Regions from separate parts of the Homo sapiens genome. Here region 2 is linked to region 1. A link is a contact called in ENCODE Hi-C or POLR2A ChIA-PET data. All regions are on one chromosome and are shown on one strand. The core of a region is the stretch at or near the end of the contact, and the rest is flanking DNA. Distances in the headings are between cores, read along the strand shown.

Region 1 (3,575 bases), core at 591-3,090:
TTCTGTTGCTTAAATTTAGCGATTATTAATGGCTAAAATAAGTTTAAGAATGCCCTATCTTAAACTATCTGATCTATCCCTATCAGAGATAGGGACAGATAAATCCCTATCTCTGACTTTATGTTGAGGCAGGGATTATGTTAACCAATATTTTTCACATATCCAGAGTCGACTATGAATACTAATGTGGCAGAAATATGACAGGTATTGATTTACTGTCAATAGCAAAGTTGCAGAGATTTAGTATTTTCTTAAGATTCTCAGATTTGCAAACCACGTATAATAGTATGTACACTTTTAGATTATGTTCTTTTTAAAGGCCCAGTTTTTAGGCAAAAAGCCTTTAAAGGGTGTCTGGATCCTCTCTGAATTCATGGTTATTTAACTTTATTATAATATCCAAAACCCTTAGCTGGTAAAGGCCTGTGGGATCAGGTTCCACTGTCCTCATCCATGCTTTAAGGCCCACTACTGCTTCTGGGAACAAACCCTCCGCTTGTCCGATGGGTCAGGTTCAAAGACACTTTGCCTGGACGGCTCTTCTTACCACCCAGCAAATCACCTACATGTTCAGATGGCTCCTGCAGCCCCACCTTCCCTACGCTATCCTTGACTCAATTCTTAAGTCACTCACCTAGTATCTAATCATAATGTGCCTGAAATGGCAACTTTTTCAGGGACTTTGAGCTCCTAACATGTTGAACTCCTTGAAAGCTAAGCAAAGTCTTCAAATCAAATCAAACACTTATGGAGCACCTACTACTTTAAGAGCACTGTCTGGTATCTTCCCTCGTGCAGCACATATTCCAGTGAAAGAAACAACAGTTTTCTTGATGTCCCAAGGAACCTGGTAAGTTGAAAGTACTAAATGGATGCACTATAAATGTTGGCTGAATCAATCAAAGAACCATCCTCCTGGAAGAACCCTCTCTTCCTCTTTGCCAACTCAAACACTCAGCATCCTTTCATTGCAACTGCTTCCATGACCTACTCATATTTGCCAAGAGTTAGTCTGAGTCCAGGCAGAACCTACTGCCTGGTGGGATATGACCTAGGATTTGCAGTACTTTATGTGAAAAGGATGGTTTCCAATCATTCAATTTCTAAAACTCCTATTTCTTACAGATGAAATCAATACAAGGCACGATTTTAACATTCAACTAATTCTCAAGTATTTAATAAAAGGTTTATCTTCTCCTATCCTTTCTGTACATCCCACCATAGATATCCTTACCACCAGCCCCCAAATTAAGAGTCTTGCTACTCTAAGTTTCAAGCTGCTGTCAATAAAGTGATTCACCTTTTAAAAACAATAGGGAATTGTAGTACAGGAGGAAATGTTCAGTCATCAAACATGACCTGCATATCACAATGTTTATGTTTGCTGGGTGTGACCCTATCCTGTATGACTCTTCACTGCATTTACTGGGGTGTGTGTATGTGGGGGGCGGGGCAGGGATGAATGATAGGAGTGTGCAGGCTGGGATGCCCTAGATCCCTGGAGGGTGGGTGGAAATGCAGGTGTAATTGCCAGTCCATCTCAGGGTTTAGCTACCAAATACTGAAGGGAGGATCTCTAAAGCGCTCTTTTCCTGCTTTAGATACACAGGATTCTGAGAGACAATCTAATTTTTCCAAGTGATTCTGAAACTGAAAACACAGAATCAGCTAGTTGAGTTCTACAAATAGTCCAAACCACCTGTAAGGTATGACCAGGACACACAGGTGACACAGATGGTGGCCATGTAACAACCATCACACCAGTGCCACAGAGGAACTGAGAGGAACTCCAGGGTGGCTCCACAACTGAGGGAGACAAAGGAGTGCCCTGGCCAGGTGTGCAGATTCCGGTAGTGAGGGGAATCTGCGTGTGTGGCCCCGGTGGCCCTCTTCTTACAGCTTGGCCTGCACCTGCACCTTGGTGTAAGTGCCGGCTGGGGCTGCCTCCCATGGGGCACCCCACTCCAGCCAGCAGGGCAGTCTGAGTAGAACCTGACGAGTGGGGCAGGGAGTGCTTTGGCTTTTGTTACTCGGTGGGCAGGCAGCATTTTCAGGTAAACATTAGGGTCACCTTCCAACAGGTCTATCAGTCAAGACACTTTCTGATTACTTATAACTACGTTGGGCGGTATTGCTGTCTGATCTTTTTTGAACATACAAATGACCAATGAAAGCCCCAATTAATTACAGTGGCATATACAGAAATGAAGGCCTACTGGAAATTAACTGAAAATTTCGACCTCAGAATTCTTGGACTTCTACCTCTGGCCTTCTCTTCTTAGTCACTGATTTCCCCTGAAGAATCAAGTCAAACACTCCACACAAACAGAAACACATTTAAAAAAAAAGGAAACAAAAAAATCCCACAACCTTATGGCTCAGACTTCTTGCATCAGAGACAAAGCAGGAAAAGAAGAGGGAAGGGAGACGGAGAGAAAGAAGAAGAAAGAGGATGAGAGAGGAAGAGACAGGGAGAGGGAGAGGGAGGGAGAGAGAGGAGACGTACTGACATCCAAACCTTCAATCAAACCAAGACTGTCAATTACAGTTTTAGCCTTCAGAAACACTGGAATTACCCTCTGAGACTTCGTGACTAAGTGATACTATTCTTTAATAAACGAATGCCATGGATTTTAGCAAAAAATAGGTTATTAAAAAACAAAGCCGACCTAAAATTACAAACTAAGGTCCACATCTATTACTGAGCAGGAAAGACACAAAAGACCTGCATCCCAGTGTCCAGTGGCTCTACAGGGCGATGTATTTTAGTCCCTGGCCTGGCTGCTGCTTATTTAGAAGCGCTTAGAGAAGAACAGCCTATTTTTTTTCTGGGTTTTCACTCAACTTAGAATTCGAAGAGATGTTAAGGGTACAGTGACTGTCTTTTCTGAACCTCAAATTGTATCACAGTAACTAATAAGCGATAAACCACCAGCTCTGGGGAGACCCAAGGCCAGACTACTGCCAACACCATGCTATCATGTGCCAGTCTTTCTGCTCCAAGACAGCCCTAAGAGGGACTGCAATGGCTCTTTATCTCTCTGAGTGGCTTGGGATGACCGGCATTGGGAAGACAAAGATGGCATTGCCAGGTTCCTCCCAACAGCAGGAGAGGCTCAGGCTTGAGGCTCTAAGGCAGCTGAAAAGAGCAGGGTGGGGCATCTCCTTCAGCAGGACTTGCTGCTAGCCCCTGTGGACACCGATGGGTACCCATGCTAAGCAGAGCTGAAGCCAGACAGCTGGGACTTCTCAGGCGATCCTTTAAAGATGCTAATGGAGCACTTTGGATACCACAAACAGCTCTCCTCAACACCATTTGTAGCATTAGTTTCGTTTAACAGCCCCTTTAATGAGCACCCCCAAACTGGCAGGCAGAACTTCTAAGGGACATTGACTCTGGAAATAAAAGTTCTCACACCAACAGGTAACTGTGATCCCTTTTTAATGAAAAACCCAGGGGAATCTAGTTCACTGAGGAAAACAGTCACTCTTTCTGCCCATAGTTTAAGACTGGCGTGGCTGCTTCTGGCTTCCACTATTAACCTCTGGAGCTGTTTTAAATCACAATAAACATT
Region 2 (3,552 bases), core at 916-3,415, 92 kb before region 1:
CCAGGAGTCCCAGACCAGCCTGGACAACATGGCGAAACTCCATCTCTACAAAAAAATTAAAAAATTAGCTTGGCGTGGTGGCACATGCCTATAGTCCCAGCTGCTTAGGAACACTCCAGCCTGGGCAACAGAGTGAGACCTTGTCTAAAACAAACGAACAAACACTTCTTAGCAAACTGTGTGACTGTGTGCAGGCATATGCAGAGGGATGGGCAGAGCTTAGAGACTGGCTGTAGATAGTAAGGAGTGACTATAGACAGAGACTTCTCGCCCTACCTGGGAATGGTGGAAAGTCTGAGTTGAGGGGAATGCTCAGGGCCTTCCTCCTCAGCGCCTAACAGTACAACCTCACATTTACAGAGCGTTTCCAGTTTTCATCTCACTCATTGTCCCATTTCCTAGATTGCTGCTGTCAGTCAAGAGCCCTTCCTTAGCTCCAATCCCACATGGTGCTGGAACCTCCGCGCCAGTCCCCACAAGGAGGTCAGGCTGCCACTGCCTGCACATCTGACAAGAAGCTCACCACCTGGCAAGGCCTCCTGCTTCCATTTTTACAGGTAAACTCTGCCTCCCTTTAGTTTCATTTGCTGGATTAGCTTTGGCCCTGCAGATACCCACATGGATTATGCACTTCCTCATCCTCCTTGCCATTTATTTCTGTGCAAACCACCATCATGTCAGCCCACTAAGTGTTCTCCTTACAGGCCTTAAAACCCCTGACATAGACCATGATTTCCCAACCATTTACGCTAGTTCCAGTTTGTCAATAACCTTATTAAGCACATGCTTACAGAACCCAATGCTCTCCTGGCCGTGCATGCAAGCCCAATGTGGTTCCTTGTCCTAGATTCTACACTTGTGTTGGGAGTGCCCATGGTTGTGCTAACTTCTTTGTCAATCCCCATTCATATTGAGATTTGAGTCAATTAAAACTCTTAAATCTTCTCGAGCCCAAACCTGTGTATTCCCTTTCAACAAATCCTTTCAACAAGTAAACAAGATGTGCATCAAGAACAAATGCTGTCACTGGTGCAATTTTTGTTAAACCTAAATACAATTCTGTGCATTTACCTTAGACGTTTCATCTAAATGTTCCTACAAGTCTCAAGGTCTTCAAGAAAACTTATCTGTCATTTGTCATTATTAGCTACACTCTAGCTTCATGGCATTCACAAACTTGATGGGCGAGCTTTTTATTTCTTTATTCCAGCCACTGGTACATTGCAATAAAACTTGGCTGTGTATACCAGGGGGATGAACAGATGTGATCAAATCTGTTTTTACAGATTATAGACCTTGTTTGCTCAAAGTCACACAATGGACCTATGTACTGTGGAGCTGGCACTAGAACTCTGATCTCTTAAAAACCAGAGTAGAGATTTTCCCACAGTGCCACAGGCTGCTGCCTGGGATGTTTGCCTCCCCAGGCCTGGCCACACTTGAGTGGATACTCATCATCCACTCGGCAGGTAGGGGCTTCACACCATTTTCAAGGTGAGCAACTGTATTTATTACCATGTGTTGGCTGACAGAGGGCTATAGCTAGTAACAAAATTATTCTTCACTCACATTCACCTCGACACTTCAAGCATCTCTGTCCAAACCCAGCTAGATCCTTCCCCTCTACACCTGCCCAGCTCACCATGATGGGCTGGACACGGTCAAACCTGGGCATGAAGAGACGTGGGTCACAATGCTGGTTCCACTGTGTTAATTCTTTGACCTTGTTTGACAAAAGCCATTTAATTTCCCTGAGCCTCAGTTTTCTCACCTAAAATAGGGGACCACACCACCCTACCTTACAGGATTGATTTGAGCATCAAAGGAGACAATGAATACAAGGGTTTGTTGTTGTTGTTGTTGTTGTTGGCAAACTCCCCAGTACTTTGCAAAGGTAGGTATACTATTATTATCAGATGGGTATGGAGAACTCTAAAATGAGTCAGTACCACTTAAAATTCCTTTTTAAAGCAGTTCATTGCATCCTAACCTATTTATTCATTTCTCTTTTTTTTTCTTAAAGTCCCAACAAAAACTTAATATGAAGACTGTATGCAGGGATAGCACTGAATACAAATTAACCATTCAACGTTCTTTAGTCCCTCTGGCAGGGAAATGATCCACCTATTAAAACACCCAGTCAGAGCTGGCACACACAGTGCTGATAACCCCAGCAGGCAATGACCTTGGCACCATTACAAGGGCAATATTTTCAAATGGATGAACTATTCCTGAACAAAGTGTCCAGTGTACTAGGAATAAACAGGCTTTTCATCAACCAAGGCTGTGTGTTTTCTGGTTCCAACAACCTTTCCCAGAGACAGTGCTGGAAAGGAGGGGGCACCAGGAAGCAGCACCTCCTCAGCAGCCTGCCCAGCGCACTCATCCCTCCTCCAGAATCCTATGACTGGGCAGGCCTCCACACCTCCATCCTCTCCTCTGATGGTTTCATGATTGCTTTTCTGCACTTTTGCAAAAGGAGAACCCGGTGCTGCCCTTGGTGACCCTGGTCAGACCTCAGCAGGTGGAGGATCAGCCCTCCCCATGGTGTAAAACGGAGTTCTGGAGCCTCATGAACAAGAACCTGTGGTAGAGAGTCACGTACGATGTCACCAGGTATCTGCGAGGCCAATTCTTTGAGAAGATGGGTGAATCGCCCAGGACAGTCCAAAAGAGGTCACACAAGAGGCAAACAAGATCCTTGAGACAAAATTCACAAGGAGAGGAAGGACGGACTCTGGATCCACTAGAATGAAGCACACGTGCAAAATGCAACGGGAAAAACTTGCTTCTTCACCTAAGCCAAGGAGGCTGTAGCTGGCCCTTTCAGCTGTTTGTTCTTTCATTCATTCTACAAATGTTTATTGAGCACCTACTGTGTACCCAACACTGTTCTGTGTTCTGGAGACACAGAATAAACAAGACAAAGTCCCTGCCTACCTTACATTCTGGTGCCAGTAGACAAACAATAAAGTAACTGTCTAGGTAGTGATAAGTGCTAAGAGGCACAGGGAGTGTAGAGCACGAGCTGACATCAGGGAAGGCCCCTCTGTTAAGGTAAATTTGACCAAAGCTTTGAAGGCAGTGAGGGAGCAAGTGATGATTTTCTGGGCCAGCATATTCCAGGCAAGAGCGGGATTCAAACAGCAAAGAAGAGGGTGTTACAGGAATGGATTGAGCCAAGGAGAGTCCAGAGAGATGAAGGCAGAGGGGCAACAGGGAGCCTGTGAGCCACCTTCAGCACTTTTAATTCCAAGTGATCTGAGAAAATACTGGCGGAGGGGGAGGGTTGAAACAGAAAAGTGAGACAATTTGATTTTTGTGTATGAAGCTCATGCAGGGTGCTCAATTAAGACTATAAAGAAGGCAGAAAAGAATGTGAACAGCGAGACCGTGAGGAGGAGAGCAGAACAACCCAAGGAGGAGACGGTGGCGGTGGCTCAGACCACGACAGCAGCGTAAGAATGAGCTGAGAGTCTGGATGTTGTTAGGGTAAGACCTGCAGAATCTAATAACAGGATATGAGAAATGAGCGAGACTCAAGGATTAGTC

What was found. Hi-C counts contacts between places; a loop is a spot of excess contacts on that map. ChIA-PET counts read pairs that join two places held with the same protein, here RNA polymerase II (POLR2A). Pooled maps may share reads with other maps.
Region 2: a loop to region 1 is called in a pooled map, with 1.8 times the contacts of the local background. The contact joins two enhancer-like sites. A Hi-C loop is called at or near these places in 1 of 50 pooled maps. POLR2A ChIA-PET finds 5 or more read pairs at or near these places in 5 of 52 experiments (K562, MCF 10A, activated CD4-positive, alpha-beta T cell and 1 more).

What each region holds. Positions count from the first base shown.
Region 1 is chr6:108,671,631-108,675,205 of GRCh38, reverse strand. All of the region lies in intron 2 of FOXO3 (forkhead box O3), which reads right to left. Among named protein-coding and RNA genes, the nearest start is that of LINC00222, 78 kb to the left of the region's middle. RefSeq lists a silencer at 1,266-1,560. Within about 2 kb of position 1,840, at least 4 of the 41 ENCODE cell types and tissues checked have a DNase peak (open chromatin) inside an H3K27ac peak, as active enhancers do.
Region 2 is chr6:108,763,489-108,767,040 of GRCh38, reverse strand. The region is part of intron 3 of LINC00222 (long intergenic non-protein coding RNA 222); the gene reads right to left. Among named protein-coding and RNA genes, the nearest start is that of LINC00222, 14 kb to the right of the region's middle. Within about 2 kb of position 2,165, at least 3 of the 41 ENCODE cell types and tissues checked have a DNase peak (open chromatin) inside an H3K27ac peak, as active enhancers do.